Linked DNA regions of Homo sapiens: all the other regions are linked to region 1. Evidence: chromatin loops called from intact Hi-C (ENCODE). Cell type or tissue: PC-3. All regions are shown on one strand.

Evidence for each region. A loop is a pair of places that touch in the nucleus more often than their neighbours do. Peaks named below come from ENCODE experiments on the same cell type or tissue, not always from the same donor. Only the 100,000 strongest peaks of a DNase experiment are listed, where the experiment ranks them.
Region 2: it touches region 1 in a loop (10-fold over the local background); 3 of 110 quality-filtered maps call a loop at or near these places.
Region 3: a loop joins it to region 1, with 4 times the contacts of the local background. A loop is called at or near these places in 3 of 110 quality-filtered maps.

Annotation. Positions count from the first base shown.
Region 1 is chr5:34,482,921-34,490,920 of GRCh38, forward strand. No RefSeq gene overlaps it. Among named protein-coding and RNA genes, the nearest start is that of RAI14-DT, 170 kb to the right of the region's middle. RefSeq lists enhancers at 1-511, 512-1,054, 3,366-3,525, 7,994-8,000. In PC-3, a CTCF peak has its summit at 3,442 (motif pointing right); DNase peaks (open chromatin) are centred at 2,181, 3,471 and 4,621; H3K4me3 peaks cover 677 bases; H3K27ac peaks cover 5,098 bases.
Region 2 is chr5:34,714,615-34,722,614 of GRCh38, forward strand. All of the region lies in intron 2 of RAI14 (retinoic acid induced 14), which reads left to right. LOC124900960 (a long non-coding RNA gene) reads left to right here. Exons shown (of 3, transcript XR_007058730.1): 2 at 1-1,607; 3 at 2,175-6,692. Among named protein-coding and RNA genes, the nearest start is that of RAI14, 62 kb to the left of the region's middle. RefSeq lists enhancers at 6,781-7,281, 7,282-7,782. In PC-3, no CTCF peak of the experiment used is centred here; DNase peaks (open chromatin) are centred at 1,227, 2,577, 2,927 and 3,287; H3K4me3 peaks cover 2,224 bases; H3K27ac peaks cover 5,162 bases.
Region 3 is chr5:34,748,253-34,756,252 of GRCh38, forward strand. The region is part of intron 2 of RAI14 (retinoic acid induced 14); the gene reads left to right. Among named protein-coding and RNA genes, the nearest start is that of TTC23L, 87 kb to the right of the region's middle. In PC-3, no CTCF peak of the experiment used is centred here; no DNase peak of the experiment used is centred here; H3K27ac peaks cover 1,505 bases.

The sequences.
Region 1 (8,000 bases):
AGCCTGGGGACTTGCAAATAACAGAAATTTACTCCTCACAGTTCTGAAGATTAGAAGTCTAAGTTCAGGGTGTCAGCCAGTTTGGGCCCTGGTGAAGACCCTCTTCTGGGTTGCGAATGTCTTCTTCTGGTTGTGTCCCCACATTGTGGAAAGAGAGCTTGCTGAAGTTCCTTTTATTGGGTCACTAATCCCATCATGAGGGCCCCACCCATGAGACCTAATTATCTCCCAAAGGTCCCGCCTTCTTATACTGTCCCACTGGGGGTTAGGACTTCAACATGTGAATTTCAAGGAGATGCAAACATTCAGTCCATAGCACCCAGCCACAGTGACAACACATGACATACACAGGGGCAGAACACAAAGGGAATTCCAACTTGCTGCACCTTCCAATTAGAAACACACATTCTGTCCCTGCAGAAACTCTGCCGTCACAGCCCATTTGGGTTCTAACAGGACTCATACAGGCTTTCTGAAATCAACTTACACCATTTCTGCAAAGCCATGTTAGATCACCTGTTTCAAGCCCCACTTGATGACAGAAAGGCTGCTGGAAGAGTCCAGATCTCTACACCTCCACCTTGTCTTGCCTACTCACTGCCTGAAGTGGGGGGTCAGGGTGCAATTTTTGGTGGGAGAGGGTTAGAAACATGTTTTTGCGGTGTCTTTCAAAAATCACATGACCAGAAAACAAAAACACAAACTACTGTGATTCAACTCAGAAAGCACAAAAGGGCTTTCAGCTCAACAGCTGGTGGAGAGCGCTTGCCTCCCTTCTCTCTGCGGGGTCTCAGAAGCCAGACAATAGACCTGTGATTTTGTTGCAGCTGTAAACTCTTTCGTGGCTATACGATGAGTCAGTAGTTTTGTATTCATAATCATTGTCCTTTAAGATGCTACAGGTTAATTCAAAAAGACATTTAATGTTACATGAAGGCTGTTTGCTAACATTTTTCATGCCCCCAAACAAAAGGAAATTCACATTAGAGAACTGAATTCATTTGCCAACAAGAGGTCTCATCCAAAACTAAACTATATTTAATAACAACAACAAACATTAGGACAATTTGCAATTTAGAAAGAACTAAAACTTAGGTTCAAGTTCTGGGGTTTGCTAGTAATCCATCCTGAGAGGTCAAGGGAGTTCATCATGGCTCTTTGACTTAGTTTCCTCTTCTGCAAAATGAGGAGTTTGAAAGGGGTGGCTTTATAATTATTTGTTAGCAACACCCAATTTTTCCCCAGAACTTTAATATTAAAAAGCAGATGTAAATATAAAATATATGTTTATATATATAAACAACCTCAAATACATATTGGATTATAAAATAATGAAACAAGGCTGTTTGTGTATCTTATTTTAGTTGTCATGTATCACAAAATATCCTGATTGATCCAAAAGGGTGTTTGCAAAGCCTTCCTTCCTCTCTCTCTCTCTTTCTATTTTTTCAGTGATTGCCTTGCCAAATAAGGGCACTCATTAACTAGAGCAGAACAGGTTTGAATCTGAGGTCATCAAAACCAAAATGAATCCAAAAAAAACCTAGCTAATCAGGCAGCATATAGTAATGCATTTGGGTGTGTCAGTAAATTTGAATATGCATTTTAATAGCACTTTTTATCACAGGCTAAAATGTATTTTTAATGACATTGGAATAAAACATTTGAACAGCCATCCAAGCCCCTCTGTGGAGCCCTGGTGTTCACAGAGCACTCTTTGAAATCCACTGGGCTGCATGTTGTCTAAGGCAGGGGTCTCCAACCCCTGGGCCATGAACCAGTACTGGTCCCTTCCCTATTAAGAATCAGCAGCACAGCAGGAGGTGAACGGCGGGCAGCTGACATTACTCCCTGAGCTCTGCCTCCTGTCAGATCAGTGGAGGCATCAGATTCTGATAGAAGCACAAACTCTATTGTGAGCTGTGCACGTGAGGGATCTAGGCTGTGCACTCCTTATGAGAATCTAATGCCTGATGATTTGTCACTGTCTCCCATCATCCCCAGAGAGGACCATCTAGTTGCAGGAAAACAAGCTCAGCTCCCACTGATTCTAAATGTAATGTGCCTGAATCATCCTGAAACCATCACTCCTCCCCAACCTCTCCAACCTCCCCAACCGCAACCCCTTCCAAATTGTCTTCCACAAAACTGGTCCCTAGTGCCAAAAAGGCTGGGGGCTGCTGTTCTAAGGTGTCTTGTGGTCTGACTGTCTGTGATCACTGCCTTTTCCCTGCAACCTCACCTCCCACCCCCACCCCTTCATTCACTCTAGAAATATTTATTGAGTCCTCCTGTGAATCAGGCGCAGTTTAGGCCCTTGAGACACTTCAGTGAAGCTACCCAAATATGTACACAAGCCCTGCACAGGAACTTTTATTTTTTATTTATTTATTTTGTTTTGTTTTGTTTTTTGAGATGGAGTTTCACTCTTGTCACCCAGGCTAGAGTGCAGTGGGGCATTCCTGGCTCACTGCATTCAACCTCTCAGGTTGAAGTGATTCTCCTTCCTCAGCCTCCCACGTAGCTGGGATTACAGGCACCTGCCACCATACCTGGGTAATGTTTTTGTGTGTGTTTTTAGTAGAGATGGGGTTTCACCATGTTGGCCAGGCTGGTCTCAAATTCCTGACCTCAGGTGATCCACCTGCCTCGGCCTCCCAAAGTGCTGGGATTACAGGCATGAGCCACTGCACCTGGCCACCCTGCACAGGAACTTTACCCTTGCAGCTGTTTTCGTTTACAGCTTTGAAAACAATTCTAGTTGATACTGTATCAGATACAGCCCAATTCTTTCCTGAGTGACTGGGTTTCCCACTCAGTTACCAGTTCCTGGACATTAACAGAAGATGGCAGACAATTCATCAACTGGCTGACAGGCAGCTGCTCAAGACAAGAGGTCTGTTTGTACACTTTCCTCTCTCATATGTTAGCTAAACTGAAAGAACAACTAAGCAAGCAAGGTTGCCTAGCCAAGCAAGATCCTCACCAGATCCAAACACTTCTTTGAGTTTTGGGAAGGCTTATGGGTTAAATTAAGCCATTAACATTTGGTCCATCTTGTGTCTGTATTTTGTATTTCTTCAAGATGCTTTAAATAAGGTTGTAGATTTTTAGAAAATATGGTTCCTTTTTCAGAAAAACTCGGGATCCTTCCAAAATGCTCTCAAAGCCTGACCAACTGGTGGGTAGCCTTTGTAAACCTGGAGAATAATGGATTGTTGGAGAAGCCTGTTTTATTAAGTCTCTTTCCCTTTGGAAGCAAACCTCAGAAGCCCCATCCAACTAATGGTGGGATATTTAATTATTCCAGATTCTTCCAGAATGTCACTGGGGACTCAGATTATGTCATTTGGGTTCTGTGATGCGACTTTTAACGGGGTTGTCTCCCAAGAACAGGAGTAAATACTCAGAATAAAAAGCTCGAGAATCCGTGCCCAGTAGGTGGCGCTGCTCTTCCTTCTGTTGGGATTCGATTCAGACCCGCTGGGAACAAAATCATCTGTTAGAAAGAGTATGCAGGAGGTTGGAGTAGGCAAACGTATCGGAGGCAGAAAGGCAAACAATTTTGTCAGCTCTCCTGACATACAGAAGATAATCAAAGCAGGCAAAGCAAACCACCCCAAAATTCACAGACTATTTGGCTTATATCTTTAAAGTATAAAAACATCCTGTACTGAATTTAATTTAATCAACAATGATAGAATGTTTAGAACGATGTAATCAACTGCTTGCTATTTTCCTGAAGTCTCCAAAGAGAGTGACTTCCAAGAGTACAGATGTTCCTTGACTTATGCGGCTACGTCTTGTAAACCCATCGTGAGCCGAAATTATCATAAGTAGAGAATGCATTTAATACTCCTAACCTACTGAACACCATAGCTTAGCCTAGCCTACCACAAACGTGCTGAGAACACTTCCATTAGCCTACAGTTGGGTGAAATCATGTAACACCTAAGCCTATTTTATCATGAAGTGTTGAATATCTCGTGTAATTTATTGAACACAGTACACTGTAGAGCACAGTATCAGTTGTCTGTCCTCATGACTTTGTTGCTGACTGGAGCTGCTGCTCACTACCCCTGCCTGGCATCATGAGAGAGCATTGTACTATATTATCACCAGCCCTGGAAAAGATCAAAGTTCAAATTCTGAAGTATAGTTTCTACTGAACACATATTTTTTCTGCACCATCGTAAATCTTAGGTCAAACCATGGTCAGTTGTGGACCTTCTGTATATGTCTTTGACCTCATTGCCCCAGGGGCACCCAAATCCCAGGAATGGCCTTCCAAGGGTACCTTAAATAAAAGTTAAAGGGATGAACAAGGGTGGTTGCCCAGACCAGAGGAGCGCTCTGAAAGCAGTAACATTTAATGCTCGAATGCCTCTACAAGAGTCGTCATGAGGTTGCACAAAAACATGTGGACATTTGCACTGAGAACGCTCTCTTTCCCAAGGCAACTCCGATCTTTGAGGAAATCCAATGGACCCTGCACCTTTCTAGTTCTGCCATTTGAGGCCTTGTGAAACAAGCCTGACTCGGCTTCTCGGTGACCAGTCCTTCAAATATTTGCCCACAGCTCTTATGTTTCCCTCTAAGTCTTTTCTCCTCCAAAATAAACACCATGGTTGTTTCAACATTTCCGTAGTGTACTAGCACAGTTCTATTAATACTTCAGTTGCAAGTTACAGAAACAGGCTCTGGTGAGCTTTACCTGAGATGTCTCATAGAATCAAAAGAGGAATTAAACATCTCCAACCTGAGAAGGAAGTTGCTGGGATTCAGAGCAGGAGTCAGCGTCCTCCTACTGCAGTCCTGCCATTCACGTAACTCATTGGTGACTTTCATGTCAATTTCAACTTCCTATTGAGATTCTGAAGACCTACCTGGGATTAGCCAACCCTGGGCAGGGGCCTGCGTCACATAACATAGACATGGCTACCAAGTCTCAATACAGAAAAGTGAGATCACATAGGTTATTTCTTGTTATTCTGATCTCTCCTCTGAGCAGGGGCTATTTATTAGTGTTTCCTTTACTGTGTGGGGCCAAGTACTGAGGGTGACTCTGACCACGCAGAGCAGAGCAGGACCATCATCCTCCTGTTCTGGACTCTATACTTTTATTATTACGGCCAAAGATAGTGAGCATTTTTTTTTTTTTTTTTTGATTCACATGACTCCTCTTGCCTGTTGTTATGTCACATCTCTTTCATCTTGTACTTCACTCGTTTGGTCTGGTGACTCTAAATGCCAGACCATATCCCTAAGAATTGTCATTGGAAACATCTGAGATGCTGTTCCAGCCTGCCAAAAGCTTTTGGATCTTCATTTTATCACCCATCATAGGATAAATGTATGCCAATACTACTTTTGTCTATTTATTTAGCAAAGTTTCATTGTATTTTGTTTTGTAAGAAACTGAGTTTAGCAGGAGAGATAATAGAGTCACTGAGCTACGCAGAGAAATCATAGAAAATGTGTAAGCGATCTAGTCATTCTACTTCTAGGAATTTATCATCAGAAATTGTCGGGGACATAAGCAGGTTTGAATGCTTACATTTTTGCCTCATTATTATTTATAACAAAAAAAATGAAGCCCATTTACTGCCAAACAGTAAGGGAATGTTTACATAAATTTTGATATATTAATTTAATAAAATATATTGCCACCAATAAAAATGTTGTTGACACATACATCCTCAAGACATCAGAAAATATTATAAAATACATATGCAATTTATTTAAGTTTAGAAGAAACTAAAACAAAAATCAATAATGTTTTGATTTTTGTCTTTTTATTTTTTTATTTGCCCCACCTTGGAGAAACTAATGCCTTTTTATTTTTAATAAAACATAAACTGAAGCAAATATACCAAAATGTTATCTGTGGGTTATCTCTGGATGATGGAGCTTTGGTGATGTTGTTGTCATCTTTATACCTTTCTCTATTTTTTTAACTTTATAATAAATATGTATTTCTTCTCTTATAGAAAATCTTTTTAAAAGAAAGCTTATTTCATGATCATTCACAGAACTTCACTATTGATAAATTCTTTGCATTTTTATGCTATGGGACTTTTTTTTTTTTTAAGCTGTGATAAAGCCCAGAGTTTCCTTGGCTTCTCCTACTCGTGTGCAGATAGCAGAGCCACCCCCGCCCCACCACCACCCTGTGTTACTAGACCTTCCTGTTGAGCCAGTCCTCCACCTTGGAACTGACAGCTCTGAAGCTTGATATCTTCACCCTCCTGTCCATCAACAGCTCCTCACAGTTTTGGTCATTGCTGTCCTCTACCTCGGGCTCAGCCTTGCCCATGTTCTGAGTTTATCAGGCCAGCAGCAGAAAGAACATCAGCATGTCAGCCTCAGACCTAGTGTGACCTGACATCATGTCACACGCCCATCTCCTGGGTTCTGTGTTCTGGGAAGAACCCTGGGTGTCATGGAGATTTTAAGTAAAAGGGTTTCTGTGCTTGGCAACCACAGAACTGAGCTTCTGCCTCGATTTCCCTATCATCATCACCTTACTTCCATATTAAGATTAGCCCTTGGGGCCCCAGCCTATTTGGCTGTTGTCTTGTCATCCCACCCAGGTCTTGCTAGTGATACCTTTATCCCCTCACCTTTCACGCCCTACCTGGGCTCCTCATGATCCCCCAGAGCCAATAGTGTCTGCCACCCGGGGTTTCTCCTTGTCTGTGCTCCTTGCTGGGCTGGGTGTCTGGCTTCTCTCCCTTTCCCAGTGTTTATTTTTCCCATGTGAGTGTCCTCCTCCTTTGCTGCCTGCCTGTGTCATCAAGGACTCAGGATGCCTCATGCTCCAACTAAGGCGCCCTGTGACATTGCACATGTTAAACATGTGCAAAACAGGAGGAGTTGGGGAGAAGTATTGGGGGGAGGGGATTATCTTTAAAATGTATTTTTTCAAGCCAGGTACGGTGGCTCATGCCTGTAATCCCAGCACTTTGGGAGGCTGAGGCAGGTAGATCACTTGAGGTCAGAAGTTCGAGACCAGCCTGTCCAACATGGTGAAACTCTGTCTCTACTAAAAATACAAAAATTAGCTGGGCATGATGGCGGGTGCCTGTAATCCCAGCTACTTGGGAGGCTGAGGCAGGATAATCACTTGAACTCAAGAGGCAGAGGTTGCAGTGAGCCGAGATCACACCACTGCACTCCAGCCTGGGCAACAAGAGCAAAACTCTGTCTCAAAAAAAAAAAAAATTAAAAAAGTATTTTTTATTATGAAAGTAGAAAATAAAAATTATATTTCTCTCACTGACAAATAACCTTCACTGCTTAATATCTTAGGTTTTCTTCTAGTCTTTTTGATTGCTATGTAATTTTTACAGTTGTTGAAACTACTTAAAGGACCCAGGAATGGTCTTGTCAGTCTTCTACTTTTTTCTTTCCCTTTCCTTCTCTCCCTTCTTGCCCGTCCTTTTTTGACTACTGGTACATAAGGTAAGTTGGAGTGAGGGGGAAGAGGTACAATTAATTAGCATCTAGTTATCCCATTACTAAACGTGGTTCCTTGACTGGGTTGATTTGTTTGGATGCGCAGCCTCCTTACAGGTACCAGGTACCAGGAGGAGTCACCCTCTATAGACTAGGGAACTTCACCTTCCGTGAGATTTAGTGGCTTGCTCCTCATGACACAGTTAGCGAGAGGCAAGGCTGAATTCAAGTGCAGGCTTCAAAGGCCATTTCTCTGTGTCCCTGTTGTAAGCACTGGGCCCATGGGATTTGACAACCATCAGCCTGGGCTCAGATTTCAAGTGGGGAAAAGTATCAGCAAGTGAGTGGAGCCGGAGGTGAAAGCAGCAGCAAGGAAACAGCGGCTGGCCGGGGGTGGGCAGGGGGCGGGGGTGGCAGGGGCGGGAGGGGAGGGTGGCGGGGGCAGTGGTGGCGCGGGGGGGTGTTGGCGGGGGCGGGGGGGCGGTGGTGGCTGTGGTGGGGGGGGGTTGGCCCCTCCTGGGCCCTATGCTGGGCTTTCTGGA
Region 2 (8,000 bases), 230 kb after region 1:
AATGGCATATAATAATAATTAACCCTGTTTTGTGGAATAAAATATCAGCAGGAATATTTAACATGAAGCATACTGTTTCCCAATACCTTCGTTGCATTGTCAAAAAGTTTTAGCCCCAGGATTCTGTTTTTTATTTACTGTTTCTGTCCACCTCTCTGCTAAGGAACTTGTTGGTCTGCTGATTCTATTAAGATTAGCATTGCAGTAGCCCAACCTTGAAAACAGCTATGCTGGAAGGATCAATGACTCTAGCCATCAAAGTGGACAAGGGAAGGGAACCTCACTTGCAGTTCCTCGGTCTACCTGCCCACCTCAGCTTCAGGGCCTTTTGATATGGTGGGCTAGAGGAGGTCCAAATGCTGGTGGGATCTCAACCTCACCTGGTGTCCAGGTGCTTGACACCATCCCAAGAAGGAATTCATGAGTCAGAAAATTGTAGAAGTATGGAGATTTATTGCAAAGGGAAAAGTACACCCTCAAGGGGCAAGGGGAGCGTGGGCATACTCAGGAGAGTTGTGCGTGTGAGGGGGTTTGGGGCTGCTACCTTTATGGGCTTCATTCACCAAGGTGGGGAATATTCATGAAAATTCCTGGAAGGTGGTGGAGATTTCTTGGAACTGTGGTGTCACCGTTTTTATACCAAATGTGGGTGTTCCTGAAACTATCATGGCACTCGTGGGGGAGTTGATTAAGTATGCTAATGAGTGCATAATGAGGTTCTAAGAGGAACCTAGGTCAGATCCAGCATCATTTTGGGTCCAGTTGGTCTTAGCCAGCTTGGTCCACGCCCCAGTATTTCAGGGTCTTATCAGTCCCTAGCTTCTGCAGGTAATTTCAACAGTTTCTTTTTACTAGTCATGTGAAACTCCTGCCTGGAATTTTCTGTTCTCCTGAACCACTCTGTATTATTCCTGTCTCGCTTTGACTTGGTGTTCCCTGCCCCAAAAGGCTCTTTGCCTGGTCTCTGCACAGTTGCTACCTAAAAAGTCTTTTCCTGACACCTCCCACCCCTCGAGTAAAATCACACATTCTTCTGGCTTCCTATTCTTTCATTTTAACTTTTTAAATACTTCTCACCCTTCATGTGTTACCTGTTTGTTCATGATGTATTTGTTTGTGAACTGTCTTCTCCCTAGAGCAGTACCCTATCAGGACTTAGGCTCTGGGGATTTCACTGCTCATTCTCCAGCCTGGCACATAAGAGGTGGTCAGTAAAACTGTCGAATGAATGAGTGAATGAGTGAATCACAGTTAACCTCAGTTATAAAGATGTAATCATCAGTCTTCCCAAAATTCTTACAATACTGGACACTTTAAAGGAAATGAGGCTTTTTTAAAAAAAGAAAAAGCATTTCCTGGCAGGAATTTATGTATTTGTATGCAATATGTGGGTAGTTACAGTACAGTGCAAGAAAAACAACCATATTTCCTGTCCTCTAGGAATTTGAAATCTGTAAAGAACTCTAACATTGGAAATGCCTGATAACATACATCTGCAGTTATTTGTGGCAAAAGACAAGGCAAATAGGCAAATATTCGGTATTATAAAAAATGCACAGATTTCAAAGGACAAGTATAGGTGGATTTACATGCCTACATCTTTTGAGGTGAGTGGAAATTTGTACATGATAATCTAGGTGAGGCTGAGGCTCCCTGGCTGTGACAGTTCCCTTTGGGCTATTCCCCTGTACCTCCTGGGTCAGCTGATCTGCCTCCATCCAGAAAAGATGCTGAGGAAAGTCAGGAGTGGTCAGTAGCTTTTGTCATGTGGGTAGCTAATTACAAGTTTTGGGTTAATTTTTTTTTTTTTTAATTGAGACAGAGTCTCGCTTTTGTTGCCCAGGCTGGAGTGCAGTGGTGCAATCTCGGCTCACTGAAACCTCCACCTCCTGGGTTCAAGTGATTCTCCTGCCACGGCCTCCCAAGTAGCTGAGCCTACAGGTGCGTGCCACCATGCCTGGTTAATTTTTGTATTTTTAGTAGAGACAGGGTTTCGCCATGTTGGTCAGGTTGGTCTTGAACTTATGACCTCAAGCGATTCACCCACCTCAGCCTCCCAAAGTGTTGGGATTACAGGTGTGAGCCACTGCGCCCGGTCAAGTTTTGGGTTAATTTCTCAAAATGTCTTCTCTCGCACGTTTCTTATCTTTTCACTCTTTTCTCCTGCTTTCTAGGTCTTTCTTCTTTGAGAGGAAAGGGAGAGACCCTGGTTAGGCCAGAAATCCATGGAGAAGAGTTTTCTTCCTCTTCTGCCTTCCACTGTGGTTGGTAGATTTTCAAGATTTTAGTGGAGATTGATGGAGGATCCTGCAGGCTGCAGCCTCATCCCCCTCACAATGTATTTTTTGTAATAGGTGAAATGCTGCTTCTTTATTATGGTCAGGAGAAATGTTCTCTCACTGCTGGTGGCCAGTATATAAATCTTAACTTGTATGTTTATATATTCAGCATTATGTATGTGTATGTGCGCATGTGTGTGTGTTTGTGTGTAATGGATTTTAGTTGTGCATTTAGTAGGATAAAACACATGCATTTCTTTCATTTATGACTTATACTGTGACTAATTGTGGTTCATTTTAAGACTATTTATTTTAAAGAGTTACCGCAAAAAAGTCTTTGAATTGTTGGCATGCTAAAGTTAATGATAATAAGAATCAAGATTTTGAAAAGCACACTTCTTAATTTCTTCTTTCCTCATTTAACCAGAGCTGAACAGCTTACAAGTAGAAATCATGGGTTTTGGTATATAGAAATATAGGCTTAAAAATATGGATGCAATTTTAATACAATGCAGTTTTATGAGGCGGAATATCTTAGTTGTTTGACCCTAACCGACTTCATTAGGATGTTGTAATTCCCCTCCTTTAACTTGCCCATTTTGGGCGGGGGGGAATCCTTGTGGAATGCAGTGATTCAAGAGCTTAAGGACAGCAAGAGAGCAGGGGTAGGGATGGTTACAAGGTAAGACGTGTAGTCCCTGAGCAAGGCCTCCTTAAGGATGTGAATTCTGATTACTGCAACTGAAGAAGACAGATGTGGGAAGAGAGTGCAAATCCCAGTCACCCCACCCATGCCCGTCTTTTGCTGGCTGAGGGGTGGCTCTGTGTCTTTTGCTCCACATCCCCTGTGAATGTGAGGGCAAAGAACTCTGCTGAAGTTGTTGGTCTTTTGTCAGAAGAAGGCTTTAAGTACTGGCATTCTTTCCTCATGAGCACAGATCCGGCTCCTGTTTCTCAGGGAGGGCAGTGAACTTGCTCTACATTCCTCATGGGTAATGAAGTTGTTCCCAAGCCTGTCACCACCACATCCTTCCAACCCTGCTCTTAAGCTTCTTTTTCAGAGGGAAGCAGAATGTTTACTCAGTAGGACATCCTAAAGGACAGAGGCAAGGCAAGGAGAGGATGGAGAAAAGCTCATTCTCTTTTGACCACAATCACTGTCACTGGCTGCAGGGTGTGGAAAATGGGAAGGCACAGTATATCATCATTTCCTCAGGACGGAATGCTGGCCAGTGCCCGATGGGAACAACAGCTAGCAAATTAGTGAATTGTGGCTGCCCATTATTTAAGAGAGAACACGTGGTAACCACCTTCAGTAAATAAATGCAGATGAATTTGGTGATTTACAACTCTTGTGTTTTCTTGTGGTAACACAGTTGTCCAACTGATCAGGCATGAATGTTAATTTACACACCATAAGGTACGTGGTTAGTGGTTCTCAACATTTTTAAACATGAGAAACCTGTTCTAACATACACAGAGTTCACAGATCTTTAAGAACTTTTAGCTGTTCTGTTATCTGTTGGTTGAGAAGACACATAATGGTGAGATCAAAATGTATTAAGTGGATTTGAATTACAATTATCATGGAACTTACTATATTTGAAAACTGTGTGTATGTAGCATATTACACACAATGGTGCTCAGGGATTCAGGATCTTTTCTCGTCCCCACCAAACTGAGGACCCTCCTCTGCCCTCCCCCGTTCTCAGTTCAGGGCCAAAGCCCCCAGGTTGGGATCTACTGGGAGAATCAAAAGATTGTGAATTTTGGGTCAGGCAGAGAGGGGATCAAATTTCAACTCTACCACATCCTGTATGATCTTGGGTAAGTTACTAAACCTTGCTGTGCCCCAGCTTCCTCGTCTTTAAAATGGAGATCAGTTCCTATGAAGACTTAACCTCCTAGGGGTTTTGGAGGAATTGAAGTTTTGTTGTACCATGAATAGTGCCTGCGCAGGAAAGGTGGCACTTAAAATTTTTTCCCCACTTCTTGCCTACTCTCCCCACCTCCAGGACAGATTCAAGACCAGTAATGCACAAGATGAAAATCAATAAGTTAATTCTTTCTGCCTCTGAGCATTCATTTAGCCGGTACTGTATGTTCTAGTTAGTAGAGCTATTTGACAAATGACTACTACTTTTAGTGGCGTAAAACAAATCTTTATTACACTCACCAATTCTCTGGACAGGGTACAACAGGGACAGCTCGTCTCTGATCCGTGTTGTGGAACTTCAGCTGGGCAGACTGAAAGGATGGGGGCTAATTACCTGGTGGCTCATTCCCTCAGCATCTGACGGATAATGCTGGCTGTCACCTAAGACCTTAACTGAGGCTTTTGGCCAGAACGCTGGTGCCCCATTGGCCCTGGCTTTCTCACAGCATGGTGGCTGGGTTCCAAAAGGAAACATCCTGAGAGAGCTAAACGGAAACCTCATCCATCCCCTGTCATGGTCTAGCCTTGGAAATCATACAGCATCGCTTCTGCCACCTTCCATCCATTGAGATTGTCACAACATCCCGCTCATATTCAAAGGGAGGAGAAATAGATTATGCCTCTTGATGCAAGGTGGTTCTGGAGAGTATATGGGAACAGAAATCTTACCGCACCCTTTGTGGAAAATCTCTGCCACGGTATGTGAGCAGTTTGTAAATTTATAGAAAGGGACTCCTTGAATGTCCTTGCACTGCTCTTCCCTGAGTTACCGTGGTTGCACGCTGGACTAAAAGCTAAGACCTTAACACAAAGACCTGAAATATAGTATCTGAACTCTGTCCCAGGGCACGTGTCACCTTCTAGCTTTGAACTGGAGCCTGGGTTTTCATCTAAAAGCTGGCTTTTAGATGTCTGGTCAATGGCATGTCAGTAACTGAACTCTGCGCTATATGCTAGGTGGTAATATCAAGGTGTAAGACGCACCAGCGAAGCCAAGGGCTGACTTTCTTTCCAATTCAAAGATATTTTTTGTGGTAACTCTTTAAAATAAAGTCTTAAAATCAGCCCTAACCTGATTTTATTTCTGGACAAGAGCCATATTACCTGTACCCCACTTTGTCTCCATTACTAAAAGTTCACCAATTACATTGTCTTCCTAAGATTTAAAAAAAAATTTAAATAATTATAGAAAAAGTTGTAGTGTTTGGAAAGCTACCTTAGAAGGAGAAGAATTGGCCTCTAGTTAGGAATGAGAATTCTTCCTTATGATATTATGACAGTTACTTTCCCCAGTAAATATTTATTTCTTCTCAGAGCTTATTTGCAAGTGAGATATACTTAAAGCTAAACAAACGATTAGCTCACAAAGTGTTAAACCAAAAAGAAGTTTCGCAGAAAAAGAATGGACACATAATTTTAAAAATGTATATGTATCATATAGTTTGATTATGTGTAAACCAAAAATTTAAGGGAGGATGATGGGTTGTTTATCATTTATATGGAGTCAAGTTAGTCTATAAAATGTTCAATCGCTTCCAGACTCTGAAAGTCATTCTATGACCCTGTCTCAGATTTTTTTTTTTTTTTTTTTTTTTTTTTGAGATGGAGTCTCGCTCTGTCGCCCAGGCTGGAGTGCAGTGGCGCAATCTCGGCTCACTGGAAGCTCCACCTCCCGGGTTCATGCCATTCTCCTGCCTCAGCCTCCCGAGTAGCTGGGACTATAGGCGCCCGCCACCACGCCCAGCTAATTTTTTGTATTTTTAGTAGAGATGGGGTTTCACCGTGTTAGCCAGGGTGGTCTCGATCTCCTGACTTTGTGATCTGCCCACCTCGGCCTCCCAAAGTGCTGGGATTACAGGCGTGAGCCACCGCGCCCGGCAGATTTTTTTTTCTACTTGACTAATAAAAGTAATAGCGCTTTCATGAGGTCTCACTGGGCTGTTTGGAGTATGTGAGGGATAACAGAGGTGAAAAGTTTTTGGAAATCTGCATGTGCTATTCACATGTAAAGTTCTGGCTTTTATTTTTTACTTTTTTTACTTATTAGAGCTAGTTCTCACTATGTTGCCCAGGCTGGCCACAAACTCCTGGGCTCAAGTAATCCTCCGCGCTCAGCCTCCGGAGTAGCTGGAATTACAGGAGTGCACTGTAATTTTTGTTGTTGTTGCTATTATTAGTCAGAGGTGGGACTCCATGACAGCCCACAGAGAGGGGAGGAACAAAGACCTGCCTTCCCACATGGGTTCTCTTCCCCTATTTCTTATATTTCCCCTTCTTCCTTCTCCTCTCTTAAGTCTCTTTCTTCCCATTGCCTTTTTTTCCTTCCCTGTCTTCTGTAAGGTCTTCGGCCTCCCGTTGTTGTCCATAGATATTGCTTCTGGTATCTGGACTCTGAATGCCTTGTGATCAAAACTATGTTGTTTATATAGATATGTGTGTGTATGTATGTAGATGTAGATGTGTATATATATATATATATATATATATATATATATAGATGTGTATGTATGTATATTGTATACATACATATAAAATATGTACATATATTTATGTACATAAATATGTAGATATGTAAAATATGTACATATGTTAAAAATAATACAAGGATCTCACATCATGCCTAGTCCAGAGCTCAAGAGGGATGTAGCAACTAAATGTATTATGACCATCTAGATTGCAGGGAAAATCATTAGCCAGGCTCAAAAAAGTAAACCTCTGCTGCTTTCTAGATTGAGCAATACACAAGATATTGTTCATGTGGCAAATCAATGCCAGCAATTCCGTGTCTGCCTTTATGGCTTGGACTTAGGGCTTTTATTTTAAATGATTTCTTATTTTCTCTGCCAACTGGTCTCTAAATATAAGTTCGTGTTTTTCTTGAACGGACACTTTTTTTTTTGAGGTGGAGCCTTGCCCTGTCACCCAGGCTGGAATGCAGTGATGGAATCTATGCTCACTGCAGCCTCTGCTTCCTGGGTTCAAGCGGTTCTCCTGACTCAGCCTCCCAAGTAGCTGGGCTTACAGGTGCGTGCCACCACGCCCAGCTGTTTTGTAGTTTTAGTAGAGCCAGGGTTTCACCATGTTGGCCAGGCTGGTCTTGAACTCCTGACCTCAGGTAATCCACCCACCTCGGCCTCCCAGAGTGCTGGGATTATTACAGGCGTGAGCCACTGTGCCTGGCCTTGGCTGGACACTTTTAACTGCTCTAGAAGAGAGCTGTTCTTTTGGTGTCTCGCCCTGAAAGTGAGTTTTATGTATGCCATGTAGTCTATATGTAGATCTTTTCAGATAGACCCTTTGTTATGAGCTGAGTTGTGGCCCCGCCCACCCCCAAAGTGATATGTTGAAATCCAAACCCCCAGTTCCTCAGACTGTCACTGTATTTGGACATAAAGTTAACATGAGGCCTTTAGGGTGGGCCCTAATCTAGTATGACTAGTATCCTTATACAAGGAGAAAATTTGGACTCATGAAGAGACACACACAAGGGATGTACATGCACAGAGAAAAGTCCATGTGGTGACACAGTGAGCAGCTGTCTGCAAGCCAAGGCAAGAGGTCCCAGGAGACATCAGCCTGCTGGGTGACACTTTGATCTTGGATTTCCAGCCTCCAGTCTGTGGGATTTTGTAATGGCAGCTCTAGAAGACTAACATCCCCTCCGGTTTTAGTGAAAATTTGTAAAGCATTGTTGTGTGATGTGGTGACAAGCAGAGAAATACAAACTTAATCTCTGCCAGGCGTGATGGCTCATGCCTGTAATCCCAGCACTTTGGGAGGCTGAG
Region 3 (8,000 bases), 270 kb after region 1:
TCTTAAGCAAAAATGTAAGTAAAGGGAAAAGACATTTTAGATAAACTCATCAGGTATTGGTCTGAAGTAACGAACATTATCTGGAACACTCTTTTATGAAACTGCTGGTTAGGTGCTTGCCGTGTTGTATTGGTAATTTTCTGGTTGTAAGGTTTCACTTGTATCAACTTGTTGTTTATGCTCTCTACTAAATACATCCTGTATGTTTCAATCCTTGTGTCTTTTCTTCTCTCCTTTAATTTAAATATTACTTCTTGCAAGGACTGGTTCACAATCCAGTCAGGAAACTCCCTGCTTGCCCAGCTGAGAGTTGTCTTTCCTTGCTAGTGTGTCAATTCACCATTTTGCTCACTTTGCCACTTCTAATATCCTATTTTGCATTGTTGGCGTATTTCTGGTATTACCGTATTTGATCTCTGCAACTATATAGAAAATTTGGGAGCCTCATGCCTATAATCCAGCCCTTTGGAAGGCTGAGGTGGGAGGATCCCTTGAGCTCAGGAGTTCAAGATCAGCCTGGGCAACCTAGGGAGACTCCGTCTCTACAAATTAAAAAAATAAAAATTAAAAAAAAAAAAAGAAAATTTGGGAAAGGCTATACTGCATGTAAAACACACTTATTTGTTGAATAAGTGAATGAATGATAGGGATTAGATCTCACTTATCTGTGTAACAGCTATAGAATCTTCTTTATTACCCTGCACCTAGTAGATACATATCCGTAAGTACTGGTGGATATAGTCAACTGGGGAAAATATTATTTGAGACTGAAGCTTGCCTGTTCCTTGTACCCTTTCTTAAAATGATGAGGTGTGCGCAAGATTTTTTCCTGGACAATGTGAATCTGAAACCTTCCCAGTGAAAACAGTTTACTTTGTCTTTCGTCTTAGACTTGCTGATTATATTGGCAAAACAGTCTCCTCACCGAAAACTGGAGCAAGAAATGCAGCTTTTCTCAAGATAATCTCAGATAGATTCCTCCAGATGGCTGCCCGAGCAGAGGCACAGAACAAGAGCATTCTAATTGGTGATGGTTAGGGTTTTGGCATCTTTTCTCAAGAAAGTCAAAGAAACTCTCTTCCTGGCTTATTCTGTGCCACTGGATTATTTTGATTGAGTTGATATGTTTGAAAACTCAGAACCTCTTGACTAGCCAGATGTCTGTGACCACTGAGTTCCACTGGTTTTTCAGGTCCCAATGATTAAACCAAAATAAAAGAAGGTGATGCCATGTCTGGCCAAGGGCAGACACTGCCGGTTGCCAAATCCCCAGCGTTCATCACCCGGTTGACATGATGTTTGCTATTCTAGATGGAGGCAGGCAAGGCTTCAAAAAGGCCAAGCTTCAAGAGAAAACCTTTAAGTAAGTCAGTGTCATTTGGAAATGATTTGATGAATAGGAAACTTACCGGCCAGCCAATATCATTTGTGATATATTAGCAGGAATGTTTGGAGCCCATATTGAGGGTAAGGGCTCTTTCCCACATGCCGCCCTTCATAGCTGACACATTACACATGTCTCTGCAGCATAACATATGGCTTCCTGAACTTGCAAGTATGGCTTAATGTTCTCTGTTGAAATCGTGTCTGTTTAAACAGTCTCTTGGAAAAGTGAGCCATATTCAATAAAATCATTAATTTCATGTCTGTGAATGTTTCTCTAGAGCCCTTTAAAATATGATTTTGAAGGAGCATAGTAGAAAATTTGCATTAAGCTGTTATCAGCCTCTAAAAGGGTATTGGACTATCAGTCCTAAATTGTAAATATTAAAATATTCATAGAACATTAGTCAAGAAGGAACAGTGCAGCTCATCAAATTCCAGAAGAATCACCATTTTAGGTACCTAGTATGTGCCTGGCTGTTTATGTATGCTGCATCTGATTCTCAGGATAATTTACAAGTAGGGGGGATTTCCTGCCATTTATAGATAAGGACAGGGAGGCCCAGGGACACGGATGACCACCTAGAAGTGATGGAACTGGAATTTCAACTCAATAGCACCGAACTCTGAAGTCTGTCTCTTCTTTTCTACACCAGGAATTTTAAACTTGGGCTTAGGAGTGGGCTGGGTGGGGGTAGATATTTAGGCCAGAAATCATATGCAAGTTTTTGTGTGGATGTGCATTATTCTGAGGAATGTCTGTAACTGTACCAGATTCTCCAGGGGGTCCATGAGGCCTCCAGAAGATTAAGAACCAGATTTTGGCGCCACTCTGCCTTTTTTTTTAAGCGACGAGGAAACAGCAAGTGAGACTGAACCGTTCGAAGGCGTTTGACCTGGTGTTGACCAAAAACTGAAGCACAGGACTTCTTTCTAAATTCTGTGTGTATGTGTTTTGTATGCCTCAAGGGGGATGGTGAGGGAAGGAGAAGGAAATAAAAGAAATAAATCACATATGGAGAAAAGTACACAAAACCATGTACGTTCTAACAAGTAGTTATAAAGTGAGCATCTGAGGAGCTGCTAATCAGACCCTAAAACAGAGCAAGTCCCAGAATGGCCCCGGGTGTCCCTTCCTGATAGGATGCCACACCTTCACCCCTAATCATGACCCTTACTTTTATACTGACCTTATCCTTACTTTGCTTTATCATTTTTTTTTTTTTTTTTTTTTGAGGTGGAGTTTTGCTCTTGTCGCCCAGGCTGGAGTGCAATGGTGCGATCTCAGCTCACCACAACCTTTGCCTCCCAGGTTCAAGTGATTCTCCTGCCTCAGCATCCCGAGTAGCGGGGATTACAGGCTACGCCACCATGCCTGGCTCATTTTGGATTTTTAGTAGAGACAGGGTTTCTCCATGTTGGTCAGGCTGGTCTCGAACTCCCGAACTCAGGTGATCCGCCTGCCTTAGCCTCCCAAAGTGCTGGCATTACAGGTGTGAGCCACCGCGCCCGGCCATAATTTTTTTTTTTTTTTTTAATTTGAGATGGAGTCTCCCTCTTGTCGCCCAGGCTGGAGTGCTTACTGCAACCTCTGCCTCCTGGGTTCAAGCGATTCTCCTGCCTCAGCCTCCCGAGAAGCTGGGATTATAGGTGCCCGCCATGCCTGGCTAATTTTTTTGTACTTTTAGTAGAGACGGGGGTTTCACCATGTTGGTCAGGCTGGTCTCGAACTCCTGACCTCAAGTGATCTGCCCACCTCGGCCTCCCAAAGTGTTGGGATTACAGGTGTGAGCCACCTCACCCAGGCTATAATTTTATCATCTGTATATACATCCCTAAACACTATGGTTCCATGTTTCCTGTTTCTATCTTTATGTGCATGCAGTCATACTATTGTGGGTTTTCTTGTGTGTGTCTTGCTTCTTTCAACAGTACTGTTTTTAATACCCATCTGTGCTGTTGTACCTAGTTGTAGTTTGTTCATTTTCATTGCTGTGTGTTATTCTGTTGCTTGACGACGTGATAATTTATCCGTCGTTTGTTATTGGAAATTTGGGTTATTTGTAATTCTTGCCTGTTATGAGCGATGCTTTCGTTGACATTCTAATGCATGTCTTATACACAGGTTGGGGAAAGACCAATATTTACTCAGCTTTTATGGGAAACAAAATACCTAGTTCTACAAGAAAATAGTGAAGAATTCTTCTCTTCACAGGCCTGCTTCCTTAATGCCTTGTGGAAGAAGAAAATTCTTTCAAGTGAATTCTCCTGTTAGTCTTAACATAGGTTCCAGTTGTCCTCAAGTTAGCAATAAAAATCAAAGGATGCACTCGTTGAACCTAAGTGATTCCAGGGCTCCACCCCAGACTCCTGGGGTCAGAGTCTGCTAGATGGGGCTTGGGAGTCTGCAGATTTAACAAGCACCCAGGTGATTCTTGTGACTGGGAGACATCGCGTTCACCCTGATTGAATTTATAAGGCTGGGCTCCTTAGTTGGGAAGAGATTTGAAGAAAGTATTTGCATGATTAAAATCTTGGAAAATTGGCCTTTTAAAAAAGTTAAGGGAGTTGGATTTATTTAGCCTATAAAAAAACCTGAAACACGATTTAATAGTTGTTTGCAAAAGAATGAAACTTTTGTAAATGAAAAAACAAATATTTGCTAAGTCGAGAGTGATTTAGGCCAATCAACCTCCTGCTAAAATCAGCAGCAAATACTGAGCACCATGGGGGTAAGAAATGAAGACTGTTCTCAGGGCCTTCAGGGAGCTAAACACAGGAGAAAAACCGTAAGCTCTCGAACAAAAACCAGGATGCGATATTTCATCAAGTCTAGACTGTGGGCTTCGGTTGAGATGAGCGAGTGGATGGCCCCCAGGGACGCAATGGAGTAGAGAAACAGAGAGAGGCCACCAGGAAAGGGTGGAGAGGGCCCGCGGGGCTTGAGCTAGGCTTTCGAAATACGCCTTTGCTTAGGCAGATGGGGTGACAGAGCATTCTGAAGCAGTGGCTGCCAGTGTTTTTTCTTGTGATCCTCCAGTAAGAAATATCTATATTTCTTACATATATGTGTGTGTGTGTGTGTGTGTGTGTGTGTGTGTGTGTGTGTGTGTGTATATATATATATATATGTATCTTTTCTTTTTTTTTGAGACAAGGTCTTGGGTTGTCGCCCAGGTTGGAGTGCGGTGGTGCAATCTCGGTTCACTGCAACCTCCACCTCCCGGGTTCAAACGATTCTCCTGCCTCAGAATCCCAAGTAGCTGGGATCACAGGCACGAGCCACCGTGCCCAGTCCAGAAATGTATTTTATATCAGTCAGGATACACATACATGTAATAAATAAAAGCTTCATAAGACATTTAACTTTATTAAAGGTGGTACATCTGATGTTTTCTATTTTATTTTTTTAACATGTGAGGTTAACCGATAAACTATACAGCTTTCATAGAGTTGAAAACTATAAGAGGACCAGAAGCCCAGGGTGGAGGCAGAATCAGTCCTGTCCTATGGAGGGCATGCTAGTTAGAGGAGAGGATTTTCATGGAAAGTGGTGAGAGGTAATTTTGTTAGTTTGATGGTGGTCTCCAAAAGCCTTCTTTGATTCTAGAGTATGAATGAATTACTTTGGGATGTTATGATAAAATTTCAAACTTTACCTATTTATTTGACCAGCTCTACTTTTGGACAGTAGATTGACCAAAGTGACTTTTTGAGATTTTTTTTGATGCTTGGGGGTGGGGGTAGGGGAGAGGATTTGCTTCTGGATTCCAAAGAATGACTCAAAGTGCTTATTGAACATCTGTTTTGTCTCATGTTGTGATTGGCTATGGGAATTTTGGTATAGAAAATGGCACTGGAGCCAGGCACGGTGGCTCACACGCCTGTAATCCCAGCACTTTGGGAGGCCAAGGTGGGAGGATCACTTGAGGTCAGGAGTTCAAGACCAGCCTGGCCAATGTGGTGAAACCCCATCTCTACTGAAAATACAAAAATTGGGCCAGGTATTGTGAGTCACACCTATAATCCCAGCACTTTGGGAGGCCACGGTGGGCAGATCACGAGGTCAAGCGCTCAAGACCATCCTGGCTAACATGGTGAAACCCCACCTCTACTAAAAATACAAAAATTAGCTGGGCGTGGTGGCATGTGCCTGTAGTCCCAGCTACTCGGGAGGCTGAGGCAGGAAAATCGCTTGAACCCAGGAAGCGGAGGTTGCAGTGAGCTGAGATTGCACCACTGCACTCCAGCCTGGTGACAGAGCGAGACTCTATCTCAAAAAAAAAAAAAAAAAAATTAGCCAGGCATGGTGGCAGATGCCTGTAATCCCAGCTACCCAGGAGGCTGGGGCAGGAGAGTCGCTTGAACCCAGGAGGCAGAGGTTGCAGTGAGCCAAGATCGTGCCACTGCACTCCAGGCTGGGCAACAAGGTGAGACTCCATCTCAAAAGAAAGAAAAAAAAAAGAGTATGGCACTGGATAGAATAGTTTTATAGGAGAGGATGAGAGGATGTAGGAAATATCTCCGTGGGCAAGTTTAGGAAGGAAAACTGATGGCCTCTTTATCACTGTGCTTCTGGAAGGAGCATGATATGGCCAGTTGTGCATATCAGAGCTAATTGCAAGTATGATTAGTGGCCTGGCCCAGGACTAGACAACTCTGCTATTTGATCAGAATCCAGATTCCTGGATCAGACGTCTAATTGGGACCCTACTTGGCCTCTAGTTTTAGCATGCTTGTGAGAATTTTAAGAGCAAAACTCTTCTTAAAATTTTTTATTTTTAGAGATGGCGTCTCACTGTGTTGCCCAGAGTGGTCTCGAACTCAAGCAATCCTTCTGCTTTGGCCTCCCCAGTAGCTGGGATTACAGTTATGAGCTACCACGCCCAGGCTCTTACCTTCCCTCCTCTTTTCCCAACCTAGCTCTGCTTACTGTGAACCCCATCTGCAGCACTTCTTGAATGGTGTTGTGGATTATTTATTGAAGATTTGCTTGTGTAGCCATGTTCTCTTCATCTGCTCCAAGAGAAAAGTAAATTCTGGCCTGCACTGAAAAGAGGCTCTAGATAGAAGAGAGGCATTTCAGACCACTAGGAATGTTGCATTGACCTTGTCTTCCAAAGAGCAGGATAGGGAAGATCTCTCCTGCCATGTCTTATAGAAACTGAACTCCCTTAAAGATCCATGTGGAACGAATTTTAGGGAACCCCTGCAATCAGATTTTTCTCTACCTAAGAGTAGAGTGCCTTAGCAACGTTGAAAAGGAAAATCCTTTCATGCGGCCGTTCCTTTGCTTGAATACTTTCAGTCCTGTCCTCTGAGATTTGATCATATCCTTTTGATCTTCCCAGTCCAGTTTTAATTTGTTCAGTTTAGGTTAGAAAAGGATTTGGAAAAACAATACTTTTCTCTTTTAGGATTCTATAGGTAGGGATCATTGGTCCTAAATGTTCTTCCCTTTTTTCTTTGCTTGTAAAGTGCACTCTGGGGGAATAAGCTGCACTGTGTTTCTTGGGGCTTGATCATTTGCTGTAGTTGTTTGTACAGTTGTTAAGTTACGCTTTCTATTCTACTAACAAATGATGGTGTGAGGAACGCCATATTTCTTATGTTTCCCTTCAACAGGAAGCTTGATTGGTAACTAAAGACAAAAATCTCATTTCTTTGTGAGTAAATTGCTGTAGTAGGAGCGTGGCTGATGTTGGTCCAGACACATTCTTACTTTGTTAAACCTATGAGGAGAGTCATCAAGGAGAGCTGCACTGGTCTACATGGTGGCCTCTGGCTAACGTCACGTGAAGTCTCGAGGTTAAAAATTCACTTCTTCAGTAGCACTAGCCACATTTCCAGTGCTCAGTAGCCACAAGTGGCTCATGCAGTATTGACATTTTGGGCCAGATTATTCTTGGTGGGGGTAGGAGGACTGTCTCATGCATTTGTGCATTGTAGGACTTTCAGCAGCACACCTGGTCTCTACCTACTCAATGCCAGTAGCACTCTATAGACATAACAACCAAAATGTTTCCAGAGATTGCCAAATGACCCCACAGGGGCAAAACAAATCCTGGTTAAGAATCACTGGCTTTGTGGCTATAGTATTTGAAAGCCCAGATAAAGAACATTTCCATGACGGCAGACAGTCCTGTTCTAGAGTAATCCCTAGCAGAGTTTGGGGAATTTTATATAATAAGAATTTTGAGCTTTGGTGGAATCACAGTGGACATCCAGTCCAAAGCCTGGGGAAACTGAGGCACAGAAAGATTATGGGTGACTTCAGGTCACACAACATGTAAGTGTCAGTCTGGAGTTCTGGACTTCAAGTTCACGCAGCCCAGAGAACAAGCTGCTGATTTTTGTTCAAACCTGCTTCATTCCTACTGTGCACCTGCACTCAGTGTTGGTGGGGGAGGACAGAGTCCTAAAAACTGGGAATGGTTCAGTCCTGAGACGTTCAGAGATGCAAATTCTGAACACATCTCTTTTATCCCTCCCTGGCTTAAGGCCCTACATATGGGCTAGGGTTGGGAGGGTGACTGAGACATCTGATGGACAAAGACTTGTTGGGTTTCCTCATTTCCATCAGTACAGAGATTGGGAACATACTCCCGGGGCCGTGG